2 separate regions of the Mus musculus genome follow, and region 1 is linked to region 2. A link is a loop called in an ENCODE intact Hi-C map of the cell type or tissue named here. Cell type or tissue: heart. All regions are shown on one strand. Links, peaks and the distances in the headings refer to the core of each region. The heading gives the core; the rest is flanking DNA. Region 1 overlaps Sobp (sine oculis binding protein). Region 2 holds the start of Gm51799 (a long non-coding RNA gene).

Region 1 (8,544 bases), core at 2,710-5,209, 120 kb after region 2:
CAGCACTCCGAGGTTCTCTAGGGAGCGTCTCTTGATTGAATATGAGACTCCTACAGCCTCTGAAGCAATGGACCTCTTTATAGGGATGGCTATGGAGAGGGGTGCACTGGTTTGCAGTCATAAGTACGCTGTGATTTGTGAGGTGCCAGAGTGGAAGGGATGGGTCTCCCACTCCTGAAATTTCATCCCGAGAGGTTATTTCCTGTTTTTCATTGCTAAGGATTGATAGTTTGCTTTTTATTGGCCCTGGACCAGTAGGGCCCTAGAGGAAAGATGAATAACCAAAAGGAAGACAGGGCAGGCAGTTAAGGCAAGGGTGAGGCTGGCATCTTATGTCGTCTTCATCAAGACAACATTCAGCAGTGGGGTCATCACGTCCTTGACGCCCAGGGGAACAAAATACTAATCGTGGCTTGGTAGGAATTAGTGTCCATTCTTCTCTTGTGGTGACAATGGACCAGAGTCCCATGCAGAGGAAAATGAAGGTGTTAGTTGTATAGTTCATGTGGAAGTGGAGTTTTGGTCCTTTCTTGGGAAGATGTCATATCTCTTGATATGACACCTGATATCACATCTGCCCTAGCTGTGTATTAAAATGTCATTTTTTCCTCTGAAAAATGTTTAAGAAACATCTTTAGGAAGAAATACTTCAGGGGACTAACAAAGGAGAGTATCCACAACAGACATTTTTTGAAGTTAAGTTAAAGTTTTTAAGCTATATATTCTTTACTTGTGTGCATGTGTAAGTATTTGTGCATTGTGTGTGTGCATGTGTGAGTGCATGTGTGTGTGCATGTGTATGTATTTGTGCATTGTGTGTGTGTGTGTGTGTGTGTGCGCGCGCGCGCGTGCACGCATGTACATGCCATGGCATGAAGGCGTCAGAGGACCAATTGTAGGCATTGGTTCTCTCTTTTTACCATGTTGGTTCAGGAAATGACATCAGATCCCCATCTTTGCCCATTGAGCTATCTCAGGAGCCCACTTCTGACTCTGGAATCTAGAGCCAGGACCATACACAGTATGTGGTAATCCGGTGACTTGCTTTAGCAATGGGCATCTTTCTGGAGTTTGTTCTCCAGGATTTTCTTTGCGTACCATCTTTGGGAGTACAGATAGGACAAACCCTATGTCACAGCAGAAGTCGCAGTGGTGTCAAAGAGAGTTTCCAAGGAAGAAGAAAACCATGTGGGCTTGGAGAGGAGCAGTGAGTGAGTCTGTTAGACTTGCTGTCAGGATGCCCATTAGCCCATTCACCACTACTGAAAACAAACCCTTGGGAGTATACATTACCCAGCAGTCCCTTCTCCCCAAAAGTCACATAGGAACTGCTTCTAGATGCTCTGACAAATACCTGTCAAAGTCACCTTAAGAAAGGCAGGGTTTATTCCAGGCTCACAATTTAAAGGTTCAATCTATGGTCAGGGGCAGGAGGGGGGCATGTAATGGTGGAAGGAGGCTCCATAGTAACAGGAATGTACCTAGGAAGATTTACCCTCCCACATCTTGGTGAAATAGGAAGCAAGTAGTAGACAGGAAGTGCATCAGGCTGTGAATGTCAAGGCCAGACCCCAGGGTTGGCTCCATTTTCTCTAGGAAGGTCCCATCTCCTCAAGATTCCATAAGCTTCCAAAACCATCAGCTGGGTAACCTGTGAGGGACGTTTTACATTTGAGCCACGACTCTTCAGTCTTCTGCTGGGATATAGGACTGTAAATGTAATAGCTGTCTTTTGATTTTGTGCTTTCTCTGGAATCTAAAGCCTTGTAAACACTATGTGGTGCTCAGTGACTCACTCTAATAGTGGACATTTTTCTTGATTATGTTTCCTAAGATTCTCTAGTAAGGTCCGATGTGTCTCTCACAGAACTGCAATTTCAGTAGGTTTTTGATTATATAATCTCAAGTTAAAAATCAAGCATACCCTCATATGTTTTTATTTATAAGCTTAAACATGTACAACTGTACTGATATGTTCATATGTGCATTATGAATTCCCCCAAACACATGATTGATAAGAACTGCAAATTGGCATTCCAATACTCTTATCTTAAAGTAGCCATCTTTGCTACTTTGTGTACCATAGTCCATCTTCAAAACTCCCTCCATTAAGGTCTGTACTAGCTGTTAAACAAGGTTACCTTTTATATTGCCAGCCCTTATAAATCAGGGAAGTCTGATGGTCTTGGCATAGGTGTCCTCGGAAGGAAGGAAGGAAACAGAGGTTCTCAGGAGACCTATAGCTAGAGGAAGCTGAGCATGACCTCACATCATCACTGGCCGCAGGGAAGGACTAAACCAGATCAGAAGCATTAAGGACGACTGGGCAGTGGGTCAAGACCTTGAAGAGTTACTATATCAGCTTTCCATTACTAGAACCAAACACCTGACATAGTCGCTTTAAAGAGAAAGAGGGTTTGTTTTGCCTTAAAGTGTAGGAGGTTCTAGTCCACAGTCAAATGGCTCCATGCTCTGGGCTATGCTGGAGCAATAATGGTTCACATTTCTCCAGGAACCAGAAAGGACTAGAAGAGGGAGAGACAGGGTCACACTGTCCCCTTTAAAGGCTTCCCAGTGACCTCAGAGTCTCTCATAGGGTCCTAGCTCCTAAGGTTTCACCATCTCCCAGTAGCAGCACCCTGGCAATTTCCCTGAATGATGGACATTTGGGAGACGCTCCTACAAGCCATAGCTGACACATGATGGGTCTCAGCTGTCATGTTGCACTTTTAACTCATTTCCAGCCCCATCTTAGTTCTGCATGGAACCCCAAGCCTCACTCTAAGTACAAAATGTCCAGTTACCATAAAGCCAAGCTGGGATCCAAACGGCTCACCATATTCATAGTCACCTCTTTTCAGTCACATCCCCTCTCCCAAATGGAGATGGCTGTTACAGTCACAAAGCTTTTGAGCTCCATGGGAACCAATGATAACACTTGAGCAAAGCTACTCCATCAGACTCTTGTCCAGCTGTCAGGTATTAGGGGCAAGATGGTCACTCCTCACGGCAGAGGAGTGGAGCTATCCCGGGGCTCTCTGACTGGGACAGTCCACACGGGTCTGCAGAGCTGGACTCTTGTTCTTTTCTGGAACCCCCTCTGGAGTGTCTTCTGTAAGAGGAATCTTTGCTGGATCCTGCAGTGGAGGATACTTGGGAGGGAACTGGCCCCCAGAGATATCAGGGAGTGTGTGGAGGGGAGGCAGGACTAAAAAAATGCAGTCTTAAATCTGTGAGCTTGTGCATGGCTTCTCAGAAGGCTTTAGCAGATTTCATAGGGTTACAATGTAACATCCCAGGGTCTCTCACCTGCCACTGAGTAGCTGAGTCAGAGACCTGAAGTGGAGGGCAGAAGGGCTCACTGAGTGCTTTCTGACAATGTTACAGAGGGCTGAGAATATCTAAAGGCCCACATGTTTATTTATTTATTTTATTTTATTTTATTTTTCGAGACAGGGTTTTTCTGTGTAGCCCTGGCTGTCCTGGAACTCACTCTGCTAAAGGCCCAAATCTTGTTCCAAACACCATCTTCTGACTGGTTCCGCCATAGTGTTCCCCCCACCCCCATACATGCATGTGCATGTACACACACACACACACACACACACACACACACACACACACACAAACACACACACACTAGGCTGGAGAGAGAATTAATAAAAAGCAATTTTGAATACTTGCCTTGAAAGGAATTAACCATTTGTCCCCCTGGAAGCTTTTAAATGAATTCATTATTACTTAGGTTCCCATTGGTAGACTGTGATTCCAGACCGCTGGTGGGAGCAGCTGTGTGCTTGGAATCACTACATGGAGGGTCCCAGAAGCCTGCCCTCCCTGTTTGCTTCTCGGCCTGCCCAGGCTGTGCTGTCAGCCTTCTGGCTTTACTTCTGAAGGTCAAACGGCTCTGCCTCCTGCTGCTGCCCACCTCCCTCTGTTCTAAAGACTTCTGAAGCAAGGCAGGGGGAATAATGGGGAACACCCGTGAGGCCTTTGTTAAAACATCTGAGCCTGGGATGTTTATTGGCCATTCATTTCCCAGGGAAGGGGAGAGGGAGAGGATCCTGGCAGAGCCAAAGAACAGCAATCTTCAGGGAAGAAAGGAAAAGGCCAGCAATGGCAACAGAAACTTCCTGCAGATGTGGAGCTTGAAGAAATCCAGAGAGCAAGGCTATTTTTAGTAAGAGTAAGAGTGCAAACCATGATAGACGCCACAGGCTGCTGTCACTAACATTTGGCTATAAGCAACATTTTCATATTTAAACATGACAGCCCAGCAAGTCGTGGAGGAAGGAAAAAAAACAAAAAAACCACAGTGCTGTCTGCTGGCTGAATAAAAATGATGGCCTTCTCTAGGCCCAGGGGAAGGAGCAGCAGCTCCATGAGATGGTCAGCCAGCCAGCACTGTGTTCACCTGTATCATCATGAATATTTATACGTCAGCCGCTGAGGTCAGGATGCTGAGCTGCGGTGGTGAGTGGAAAAGCTGTGCCGTGTTCCCTCTGCAGGAAACTCAGCTTGTTCAGCCCACTCTGCTCAATTAAGCGTGCACGCATAGAAATACAACACTCAAGTAAGCATGAATAAAAATATATTAAATTTGAAGAAGTTAAGTAATACCATTGGGAAAGCCAGTGAACTTGAGGTGAACCCAAGTTACATCAAAAAAGAGGATCCCCGAAACATGAGATCTGGAGCAGTTTGGCAGACCCTGGATGAAACATCTGCCTTATGTCCTCTGGGCTGTGCACAGGTGTCTCACAAGCCACTGTCTAGAGGCTTGGCACACACATCCTCTTGAAACTTTATGTATCGAGCATGACTTCAAGTCCTGGTAAAAATTAACACTGGTAATGTGGGTTTGGAGTGGGCTGGGGACACTGAGGACAAGGCCTGAGTGACAAGCCTCTCCACTCCCCCATTGCCCGTTCTGAGTGGAATCTGCTTCTGTCCTGCTCTGGTAGTTTAGTGGTCAGTTACTAGTGCTCCTGATATCTAGCAGAGTGGCTTAGAACTGAGCGAGCCACAAAAGGGAGACACACAGGGTCGGGCCAGCAGCCTCTGGTTGGCACAGATGCAAAATGACAGATAGGGCTGGTTTTTTTTTTTTTTTTTTTTAATTTCCAGCCTGTGTTAACATTGGTCCACAGGCACAAAAGCTTGGACTTTTCCAGACAGCCAGCAAAACAGAGAGAGAGGGAGAGACAGAGAGAGAGAGAGAGAGGGAGGGAGGGAGGGAGGGAGGGAGGGAAGGAGAGAGAGAGAGAGAGAGAGAGAGAGAGAGAGAGCGCAGAGAGGGTTTGTCTAGCCTCCCTCTTTTTTTGAGTAAAGAGCAAGAAATTAAAATGTCAGCTCCAGAGTCACCAGCGTTGTGGGCCCATCCATATTTAGGAGACAGGGCTAGGAGACTTGGAGGTAGGGCTAGGGGATTTGGGGTTAAGTATGCTAAATGTATGTGGCGTAGTATTTGCCATTTTAAGCATGCAGTCTGATGGCATCTCAGTATAGTGGGACCATCGTCAGTCTCTGTTGCCAAAATTCTGTCATCACCCTAAACAATCAGTAAGCAAAACCACATTTCTCCCCAAGCCTTCAGCCCCTGATAACTTCTGTTTACTCTAGGAAGTTGCCTGAGTCTTCAAGATATTTCATACAAGTGAGATCATGTGTACTCCTCTGTACTTAGTTCACACTGGTATATTTTCAACATTCAACTATATTATGGCACAAACGAGCATTCTGGCCCTTTTTATGACTGAATAATATTCACTGAATGGACATACCACATCTTCCCTGTTAGCTACTGATGGACACTTGGGTTGTTTCCACCTTTTGGCTATTCCAAGCAGGGGTTAATCACACACTGCAGGCAGAGAGCAGCATTCTGCAGTGTAACATGCTCTCTAGGGGACTGGGGCATACTCTGTCATGGAGGGCCTTGGCCCAGAGCTGTACTCTATGCTGCTGTGGCTCCTCTGTCCCAGCTAGGGTCAGGGTTAGGGCCACTTGTATACAATGTGGTTACTGGAAGCAACCGTTGCAATTTCTAGGAGGTTCTCAGAGAATCTGCAGGGGGAAAAAGCCTCTCAGAATAGGAGAGACCTAACTTCGAGGTCTTATTTAGACTTTATTTCAAGAGTGGTGCCTCAAAATATCCCATGGTGATAGCATAAAGATACTGATTAGAGAATACATAATCCTAGGAGGGAGGCAGGTGGATCTCAGTGAGTTTGAGGCCAGCCTGGTCTACCTTACATAGTGAGTTCGCGGCTAGCCAGGGCTACATAGTGAGTCCCTGCCTCAAAACAAAAACAAAACAAAAAAAAGTCCTAATCTGATTGTTTTGACCAGGCTTGCCGGACCCAAGCTCTGACTCCCACAGGACTCTTATCTAGAGAGCCAGGACTAATTCCTCAGAACTGTAGAGGTCCTGGGGATTAAAAAACATATTTTCTAGAAGTTTTGAACATATGGCTAAAATAGATGACTGATGCTTTTAAATGTCTAAGATGAATTAGCTTCTTTTAAGTCAGTGGTTCTCAACCTTCCTAATGCTGCGACCCTTTAATACAGATCCTGTATTAAAGTGTTGTGACCCCCAACCATAAAATTATTTTTGTTACTACTTTATGACTATATTTTTGTTATTGTTATGAACTGTAATGTAAACATCTGTGTTTTCCAATGGACTTAGACAGCCCTGTGAGAAGGTCATTCAAACCCCCAAAGAGGTTGTAACCCACAGGTTGAGAACCACTCACTGTTTTAAGTAACTCCCTCTGTTTGGGCAGATTAAATAACTTTTCTGGAGGAAATGACAAAGATTAGAATCTAAATTCAAATATAAGTTGCTGAGTAAGTCAGTTCATAGGGGGGCGTGCTGGGGGCTTAAAATATTGCTTCTTTGGGGTATCTGAAGGTTTAATCTGGGACTCCTGAAAATGTAATAATTTAATAGTTTAATAATTTTCTAGTGCAGAGGATCAAACCCAGAGCTTTGTGAATGCTACTGAGCGTCATCCCAAGCTAAAGACCTGTTTAAAGGCAGACTCACACTGAGAAGGAGGAAAGCGAAGGCTCTCAGTGACCACAATCAGCCCGCAGACTCTCCTGCAGACTCAGCTTCTGTGAGCCCTGAGATGCAGGGTCAGAGGTTGTTGTGTTGCATTGTCTCACCTCATGTTAAGTGTGGAAGAGAGGCATGAGTGTCCCAGACCATACTTGGTCTTATGTTGTGATGCCTTAAGATGTAGAAGCCTCTGCAGATGCTCCTACCCCAGGATAAAAATCACAAGGAAGCATACACCTATTTTAGGTCTATGGAGGAGGAGATGCCCCTGGAGGTTGGGGTGGAGAACAGGCTGTGAGTTGGGGTTTCAGGAAGGCAGTACTCATGTCAGCTGTTTGCAGACAAGATCACAATACACATAGGTCACGTGTAGTGAGCTTCCCATTAGTAGAAGTAGCTCAGTTGGGTGATGAGCCAAGTATTTGACAACAGCTCCTGTACCGACTGGAAGTTGGAGGACTCCCTAGCGCCAGATGAGCTTCAAGGCGTTAGGACGCTGGGGCCTCCAAAAATTGCTGAGGTGTTATTTGATGAACGAAAAGCCAGTGTCAAAGGGCATTGGATAGTGGTCTGTCTAGCTTTTAAAGTATGCCCTGCCTTAAAAACAAAACGAAACATGAAGCATTAATGATGGAATCAGAAATACTTAGTTAATGACTCCTTGGAGATATATCTACTGGTGTATTTCTCAAGGGGGACAACATTTCAGGTGATTCCTGATAATAAACATGGTTGTTTCCGACCTATTAACATTTCCGTTGCTATGCCAAGAATTTTTTTTAAAACCTCACATCCAGCAGGTATGGTGGCACACTCCTTTAATTCCAGCACTTGGGAGGCAGAGGCAGGCAGATCTCTGAGTTTGAGGCCAGCCTGGTCTACAGAGTTCAAGTACCACACACAGAAAAACCATGTCTCAAAACACAAAAACAAAAACTCCTCACAGCCTGCTCTGGGCTGGGGATGTGACCCAGCCAGTAGATTTGTTTTTAGGCAGCAAGCCCTGCTTTTGACCCCTAGTACCACATAAACCTGGCTTGGTAGCACATGCCTGTAAGCCCAGTACTCAGTACAGGGAGGTGGGGTGAGTCATTCTAGGCTACATAGTACATTTGAGGCCAGACTGAGATCCATGAAACCCTGTCTGAGAAATAGAAGGGAGGAAGGAAGGGAGGGAGGGAGGGAGGGAGGGAGGGAGGGAGAGAGAGAGAGAGAGAGAGAGAGAGAGAGAGAGAGAGAGAGAGAGAGAGAGAGAGAAAGGAAGGAAGGAGGGAGGGAGGAGGGAAGGAGGGAGGGAGGGAGAGAAAGATGGAAGGAGAAAGGGAGGCAGGGGGAGAGAAAGAGGGAGGAAGGGAAAGGAGGAAGACCGGTCAAAAGGGAATCCTCTACACACAAGGTCTTAGATGCCAACAAAAGAGGAAAGTCCCAGCTTGAATATGGGGTGTCTGAGGCACACAGGGCGACCCTGTGTTGTC
Region 2 (8,544 bases), core at 3,074-5,573:
GAGAAAATATTTTCCAGAACTAATTATCATTCTATAATGCTATGGTTATATTGATAACCATGCCTAGCAGAGACTATCAGAATCTCCTCTTCCCGGAACCCTCTCCCCCAGCTTGTGAATTGTTCTGCATTGGGAGTTTCCTCTTCCTTTGAAAGTGCTTCTCATGTGCTCTGCTTTTTGATAATACATGTCAGAATGTTGTGAAGTTCGGTAATGTAACTGACAGTTTCTTTTTATTACCATTTAAATTGTGGGTATGACTGATATGGTTGCCTATGAGTGAAACTATAGGTTAATTAATTTTAATTGAAATTACCTTTTTATTTTTTATAAAAACAGCACACAGTCATGGCAGAGATAGCAGAAGGAGGAATAGAAATGGGCAAAGAGTGGGGTTGGTGAGATGTTTAGCTCTTAGGGGCACACACTGCTCTTACAGAGGCCCGACTTGAGTTGGAACCACTCATGTCAGGCGGCTCACAACTGCCCGTAACTCTTGCTCCAGAGGATCTGATGCCCTCATCTGGCCTCTAAAGGCACTGCACACATAAGTACACATACTCCCACACAGTATAAACACACACATGCACTACAGCACAAATAATAAAAGTAATCAAATAAATCTCAGGCAAACAATAGGAAAAAAATAAAGCTCTAATTTCCCCACTAAACAAAATTGTCAGCATCTTATATACTTTTGCTGTTTTCCATGTGTGATGTACAATTTTAAAAAAGCAATGGATTTTCCTTTAAAACTTATTATAGCTTTTTAAGTTACTAAAATGTATTTACCACACATATTTTAGTGGCAAAATAGTATTTTATTGTATGATTAGACTGAAATTTATTTAACAAAGTTCCAATTGTTTGACACTTAGGTTTTTTTTTTTTTTCCCTAAGAGAACAGCATTGAGATAAGAATTTCTGAACATATATCTTTTTGTACCTTTTTTCTTAGGTTAGTTGCTAATGGATACAAATAAAATTGCCAAGTCAAATGGTATTTAAATGTTTAAAGATTTTAATTCACAGTTAAATTATCTTTTCTGAAAGTTGTAGCAATTAGAGTTCTCAGAAATATGAGTGTTCTCACAAGTATTATCATTTTCTTTGAAGAAAACAGAGATAGGCCTCACTCACATAGCCCAGGCTGACCTTGAAATCCTCATGTAGCAGACTTAGGCCTTGAGTTCCCGATCCTCCTGCTTCTACCTCTGCAGAGCTGTGATTGCAGGCATGTGCCACAATGCCCAGCTTATGCAGTGCAAGGGGCCTGACTTGGGACTCTGTGCATGGTAGGTGAGTGATCAACCAACTATATCTCTAGCCCTGAGCTTTGACATTTGTATAAGACCTCTAGTTGAATGAGAAGACTGTCAAAGGAACATTATGGGAATTTAGATTCAACAAGAATATACATAGTTCATATATATATATATATATATATTAGTTTTATGTATAATAATTATATAATGTAATATATAATTATGTATATATGTACACACACATATATACATATATATACATATATATATATAAAAGAGATGTGCTGAATGATGTCTTAGTGGGTAAAGTGCTTGTTGTACAAGTCTTAAGACCTGAATTCAGATCCCCAGAACCCATATGAAAACGCAGGCGCAGCTGCATGCCTGTAACCTCAGCTCTAGAGAGCTCCAGGGACAGATAATTGGGAGACTCTTGAGGCTTTATGCATGCCAAATCTAACTGAATCAGTACTCTCCAGGGCCAGTGAGAAAATCTGAAACAAATATTGTGGAGAAGCCACTGAGGGCACTCCCACTTCCTCCTGTTCTCCATACACACGTGCACGTGCATCCACATACACATGTGCACACACAGACACAAGAGGCCTTGAGAAAGAGATGGGGGTGGCCATTAGAAGTGCAAACCACTCAGCCATGTGTGATGTCAGAAAGTGCTAGAGCGAGAAGATTCAGTTTTAAGCGTCAATTTTGCACATCCCATCTCCAATAATGCAAACTAATTAGGGGAGTCCAGGCCAATGATTTGCAAAGGTAAGCAAAATGTCCACAGAGACAGATGTAGATGTGTCCTGGCTGGAAATCACTTGACAACACCCACTCCCTGCGGTATGATTTCGTTGTAAGTTCTTGGTTGATCCAGGAGGTAAATTCTTTGGAATTGCTGGCCCCTTGCCACTGAATCTATAGTAGAATTAAGCCTGGCATAAGAATCAGAAAATTAATTGTTAACAACGTGATTACCCAAACAAGACTCACATAATGACACTACCAGTTGACCGCCAGCAAGGATGGGGGAACTCTCACAAGGCCCCGCCCATGAGTCTTCACTATGCTCGGGCAGTTAGTGTCTGCTGAGAGGAGGGAAGCGATCTTCTCCATGGAAAAGCCCTCTGATAGTATCCCATCTCAGGAGGCCATGCCCAAGAACACATAACACATGCACAATAGCAAAAGGAACCCAGTAATGTGTGTTTACACGTTTCAATATGCAACGATAATAAAGGAGAGGCAAAAACTTTGAGAGGGAGTGGGGGACACTGGAAGAATTGGACAAGGATGGATGAAGGGTGGGAATGGTGTACTAATGTATGAAAATTTCAAAAACGACTAGAGGAAAAAAAGAATGAAAAAAAACCTCTGTTTTGGTTCTGATGTTTCATGATCTGCCATGCTCTGATCTTCTGTTGTCAATTGAGGACTTCACTTCAGTTCACCAGAAGTTTATTGTGGAAACGAAACACGCATCACACAGGGCTATTGAAAGGAACACTAGATTTAAAGGATGTGGTAACACTGCTAACTGCTCTAAGACTCAGAAATTATCATTATAATTTTAGTGACCTATTTTCCAAACCCAAATTGGACCACATGGTATGAGAGAGGATTTTTGTGTCACTTCCAAAGGCAAGAAGCAGTCTGCAAAATATAATTCAGATGCCAAAATATTGCAATTTTTGGCACATTTTGATGGCTTGTGAGAACAATGATAAAGTATTTGAAATAATGATTGCTCAGTAAAATTTATGTTGTGTGAGCACCATAATTTTGAGTTTTTAAAAATTTTTTTTGCAAAAACTTGATGGTTTTTACACATAAGTAGAAGCTCTGTTATTTCATATAATTGTAAAGCTAGGAGAAACTTCTGCAGAGCTTTCATATTATGTATGTGGGTGCTTTGCATACATGTATGACTATGTACCACATGTGTGCCTGGTGCTTTTGGAAGCCAGGAGACGGCATTTGATTCCCAGGGATTGAACTTACAGATGGTTGCTAGTTGCTATGTAGATGCTGGATTTGAACTTGGGTCCTTTGGAGGAGCAACCAGAACTTTTAACCCCAGAGCCATTTCTCCAGCCCTCGAGGAACTTTTAAAGGTTTCATGCCTTAGGTCTTCAGGAAATCAAAAGAAACACTGTTTGAAGGTATGAGGCAGAAGCAGATTCCACGCCCCCTCCCCTTAGTACATCTATCTCCACTTAATACTGAGCATTGCTATTTACAGTTATTCAGAATTTTAACTCTTATCACCTTTGTCCATCCCTACTTTTAAACAAACAAACAAACAAACAATAAACAAGAAGGAACATAAGAAAGGACATAAGAAACATTCATAAGAAAGGACTTTTAAATTGAAAATTGGTTTTAAAAGAACAATATTATAAGAACTTTGAAATGCAAAGCAAGGTGTGCCTTTAATCCCAGCACTCAGTGACAAAGGCAGGCAGATCTCTGTGACTTGGAGGTTAGTCTGTCCTACATAGTGAGGTCCAGGCCAGCCAGAGCAACATGGTGAGACACTGTTTTGTTTTTGTTTTTGTTTGTTTGTTTGTTTAAAGCTGAAACAATAGTTATTGGAATTCTCTCCATGAAAAACTTGGAATCATGCCTAGGCCATAAACATTTCACAGTTTACCTCATCTGGAATGTTAGACAACAGTGGTAAAAGTCTATTTCATTTACTTCCATGTAGCAACATAACGCTGTCTAGCATATTAAACTCTGTATAGAAACTTAGGCTATTAAATGGTTTACTCCTTGAGGATATTTGACTTTCTTAACAAACTGTGGGTATGACTGAGGTTGTAGTCTATCTCTTTTTGGGTTTAGTTTTATTATGTATTTATTTGTGTGTGTGTGTGTGTGTGTGTGTGTGTGTGTGTGTGTGTCTCATTATGTGTGCAGTACCTATAGGGGCCAGAAGAGGGCATCAGATCTCCTAGATCTGGAGTTACAGACAGTTGTGAGCCACCTTGCGGGTGCTGGCAATTGAACCAAGGTCCTCTGGAAAAGCAGTCAGGGCTAACTGCTGAGCCATCTTTCTAGCCCCTACAGTCTATTTCTTATGCCTGTATATGTTCAGTTTCTCCTTTTCAATGTATTCCCCCTTCCTTAAACAGTTTGAGACTTATCACTTGATCTTCTATATGCCTGTTGTTTCTGTCCCTGCGCTCAATATATCAGAACAACATGGCACATTTATTTTCATTTGCAGTGACAAGAAAAGAAACATTTTATAGTCACTTCCCTGACATTTATAGTAACTTGAAAATCATGGAATAGATCAGATTCATATTGACTCTTCTGTGATGAGTTTCTATAAGAGAATGTGAACAAAACAATTTTTTTTTGTTTTTGTTAAAATGCCCAAATAATGTGCTTTTATTGTTAATAATCCAGTTGAGGTTTTCACTTTTTATCTGGTGTCTAGAAATTCTGCGTCTATCTCTCAGGTTGGTTCTGAAGGGGATGAATGGATTTGCAGCTGGACTAAGACAAACAAATTTATGTCCTCCGCTGGGAAGTTGACACATGAATTATGCACTGGTGGCCTTTGTGTGGCTGCAGAGCTTAGACACAGTGGGGGAAGTTGCATTTATCAAGCAGGGTACTGCGAGCCTCCTAGCCTAGACTAGGAAGGATGCACAAAACCAGATGTAGTAGCCGGGAGTCGCTATGCAGCAGATCATCTGTCTCGTTGGCACGGTTCTCTTAGAGACTGGGGCAAGCGGCAAGCCGACTGGTGCTATGTCTCGAGCCCGGCTTTTAACACTGTTGGGAATTGATTTTGACGCAAGGTAAGAATCGCCTTGTGTGCTGAGACACTGTCACTGCTGGGTTAGTGAAAGGACTGGGTGTTAGGGGACAGTGACAGCTCATTAAAGTAATCTCCTTTGGTGAATTGGAATAGCATTTAGCCCAGTCCTCCGTGGTGTCTGTCCCTGAAGTCCCTTTGCTTATTATTCATAGCAAGCATATCATCATCACGCATTCATGGAAGAATGTCTATTTAATGTGGACACGGGCAGCCATCAGAAAGAATAAATGCCTCACTAAAGTTTGATATGGCTGGCTGTTAGCCACATGGATGGTGGCACTAAATCAATCTGGCTAATTTTTTTTTTTAAATTACCAGTATATTAAACCATCACAGATTGACCCAGTTGGATCTTAGAACTTAAGTGGATACTAAACAAGCAAACAAACAAAAAGTAGCATCCTGTGGGTGGCTCGAAAGGCCAGGTTTCTTTCTGTGGTCCTATACTATCTTCTATGGAACCCCTCTGAGATCTGAAGTCATAGAATTTAAGGAAACATGGGACACATGTTGAGGGTCTCGCCACTTGGGCTTAGCTTTGGATTTTCATTTAGGTGTATAAAGTATATACCCCAGTGGGATTCAGAAATGACATCTTCAAAGGAGAATATGAGACCCTCTGAGCTACAAAGAAGTAAGGACATATGGTATTCCTAGTTTGAAAGATTTGTGGTACCCTGCCTGATAGTGTCTAAAGCACGAAGGTCAGTAGCACAAATAGGCTTTACATTTTTGTTTCTGGACCTAAAATGGATAAATTGCTAGACGCAGTTACTTGGCATATGTATTTAATCTGTCAACCACACCTACTATTTTCAAACTTTGATATCTTCAGCAACAGTGACAACCACCTTACATTCACATATTAGTTTATAGTTCATAAAGTAGTTTTCATCTTAAATCCAGCTGAGTAGTAACCTTCAACTTTGTTGGCACTTTTATGACAGAATGAATCTGTCACTAATAAAATGTATAGAACAAAGTATCCATCAAGCTAACAAATACCTTAGAAAATAGTTAAGAGGAACCCTTAAAGTCTATTCATTTTTTTTTCCGGTATGATCCTGGTTGACAGTTGATGTTTGTTTCTTTTGTTTTGTTTTGTTTTGTTTTGTTTTTTTAAGATTCTGTTTTATTGGCAGTAAGAATCATGTTAAGTAACAACACCGAATCAGAAAGTAATTCTAACTTAAATTAGTTAGAACTACAAAAAGGTCTTGTATTTTTAAAATCCTTTCTTAGGTTTTTTTTTTTTTGCATGCTTCCTTTCAATATTTTTATACTAGTGCAGAACTTACACTTTGCAGAATATATACTAAAGCAAGACTTTCTATCCATAGATGAAACTGACAAGTGCTTTTTTATTGTCCTTAAATTTCGACTGTCTGAAGGCCTGTCACGATTGGAAGAGTCAGTCTGTGATTTAAATGCATCACAACTCTTGAACATGATTGAAAAGCGAGCAATCCTCTGGGGGACGTGGGGCCGGCATGAAATGGGATACGGCTAACAGAATCTAACGTGTACATTCTTTTCAAATAGTTATTGATCACAGGACTAAGTAGTGGCTGATGCTTCTCTTTCAGAACTTTGCAGAAAACACCATGAATGAACTCCTTGGCTGGTATGGCTATGATAAAGTTGAATTAAAAGACGGTGAAGATATTGAATTCAGAAGCTACACTACGGATGGAGAAAGCCGGCAACACATTTCTGTTCTCAAAGGTAAAGATGTTTGACGGCTCTTTGCTCGTGCAAAGAGCAAGGGACCTTCTCCACCTGCCAGAACTGAATTGTTGTGGGTCTCCTTGTGTTATGAACACAACTAGTTTAAGCCCCAGCTCCTCATGCAGTGGGCGGTGACCCCATATGATATTGAATAACGAATGTGTGAGTTGTGCAAACTTTGGCAACAGTAAACAGTTTGGGAAGATACAGTGCCACCCCAGATTAGTTGCAGATCAACGTGTAATGCGTGGAAGGCATTTCTGGCAGTGTGTGTGTGTGATGGATCATACAACTTCACTGTAGTCTTAGATCTGAGCATGTAACATGAGTGCTTTGCCCTGTGTGGGTTGTTGTTCTGAACAGTGCCCACAAAGTCCTTCTGAAACACCTTAGCTTTCATTCAAGACTGTTATAAGTAACAGTGTTCTTATTATACACACAAACTTCTCTGCTCTTACAGAAGTGTAATTGCTTAATTGTGGACAGCGAAGACTTAATATTTTCTAATGTCATTCCTCAGTGTGCAAGTAGACTATCTGGCTTTTTAAAAATGTCATTTGAGAAGCTGACTTGAACTGCATGTTTTGAAAAAAAAATCAGTAAATGGATTTTTGGATTAGGATTAGGACAGAATTTCCAATAACTTATGAAATAACTTTAAACATACTCCTGCTGTTTTGTAGTGTATATTCTGCGTAGTGGCATTCTCAGGACTGACTGTAAGTCAAAATATAGATCAGCATTGAGAAATATTGATGCTATTCTACATCACACACTGTCCGATATTCAGCGGAGATCTGCTTCCCTCTGTGTAATTTTATAAGTGCACCCATCTCGATAACACACAAACAAACTTGCCTTCCTATTTAATAAGGGGCAAATATGCTTGTATAATTATAGTGGAATTGGCTTTGTAGGTAATTTGTTTGTGACGTGTCATCAGCAAGTATCTGATGTGTGCATGTACTTTATATACCTGGACCCCTAGTGTTGTGTAGACATTGCTTGGGTGAGAGGGGCTGGGAGTGGAAGGGTTTCAGGACTTCTTTAAATGTATCCCAGTTGTGCTTTCCTGTAAGCAGAGTTCCACAGAACACCAGAGCTCAACAGAAAACAAAAATAGACACCGCTCTGTCTCCTTCCAGCAATGGGAAAACCACGCCAGGGCAGAGGAGCTTAACTCTGTGCTCCTGCTGCAAGTTCAGGGAAACAGTGTTTGCTGGCTCTGAGCTCTTTGTCCATTTGATGCCCTGTCAGGCCTGGGCCTCCTGTTGCAGTGCAATGCTGGGTCTCTACGGTCGGATAGCATGAGGGGTTCGTGGTTCTCTTGGGAACCCTCCTTCCTTATGTTTGGATGGGTCCTAAAAGGAAGTCTTGTTTTCACTCTGTGTGTCAGGTTTTCCATCTCTCTCTACTCCATGCTCTCGCAGAGGGGAAGAAGAGCAGAATAAATGGTAGATGATCAGGTCAAAGTCCAGCTAGAGAGCGGAGATTGTAGAGGAAGGGCAGAGCAGAGCCCTGGTGACGCTTAGTGAACAGCAGTGCCCAGTACCTGAGTGGGGAGCCCACGTGACTCCAGAATTAGTAAACCTAAATTTGGAATGAGAGTCTGCTTATAGATACAAGAGGAGGGATGTGTGAAGGAGTTTCAGTAAAATGTGGGTACAACTGACTGTTCCTTATCACTGCCTGCTGGCTCTGTGTTTGTGTTGT

The links. Peaks named below come from ENCODE experiments on the same cell type or tissue, not always from the same donor. Only the 100,000 strongest peaks of a DNase experiment are listed, where the experiment ranks them.
Region 1: a loop joins it to region 2, with 2.1 times the contacts of the local background. A loop is called at or near these places in 5 of 42 quality-filtered maps.

The regions. Positions count from the first base shown.
Region 1 is chr10:43,039,044-43,047,587 of GRCm38, reverse strand. The region is part of intron 5 of Sobp (sine oculis binding protein); the gene reads left to right. All of the region lies in intron 1 of Gm47815 (a long non-coding RNA gene), which reads right to left. Among named protein-coding and RNA genes, the nearest start is that of Gm47815, 8.4 kb to the right of the region's middle. In heart, for the core only: no CTCF peak of the experiment used is centred there; DNase peaks (open chromatin) are centred at 4,037 and 4,797; H3K4me3 peaks cover 538 bases; H3K27ac peaks cover 2,289 bases.
Region 2 is chr10:43,158,990-43,167,533 of GRCm38, reverse strand. Sobp (sine oculis binding protein) reads left to right here. Exons shown (of 7, transcript NM_175407.3): 2 at 6,690-6,828. Gm51799 (a long non-coding RNA gene) reads right to left here and starts at 3,366. Exons shown (of 3, transcript XR_003949000.1): 1 at 3,270-3,366; 2 at 2,641-2,759; 3 at 1-2,203. In heart, for the core only: a CTCF peak has its summit at 4,254 (motif pointing right); no DNase peak of the experiment used is centred there.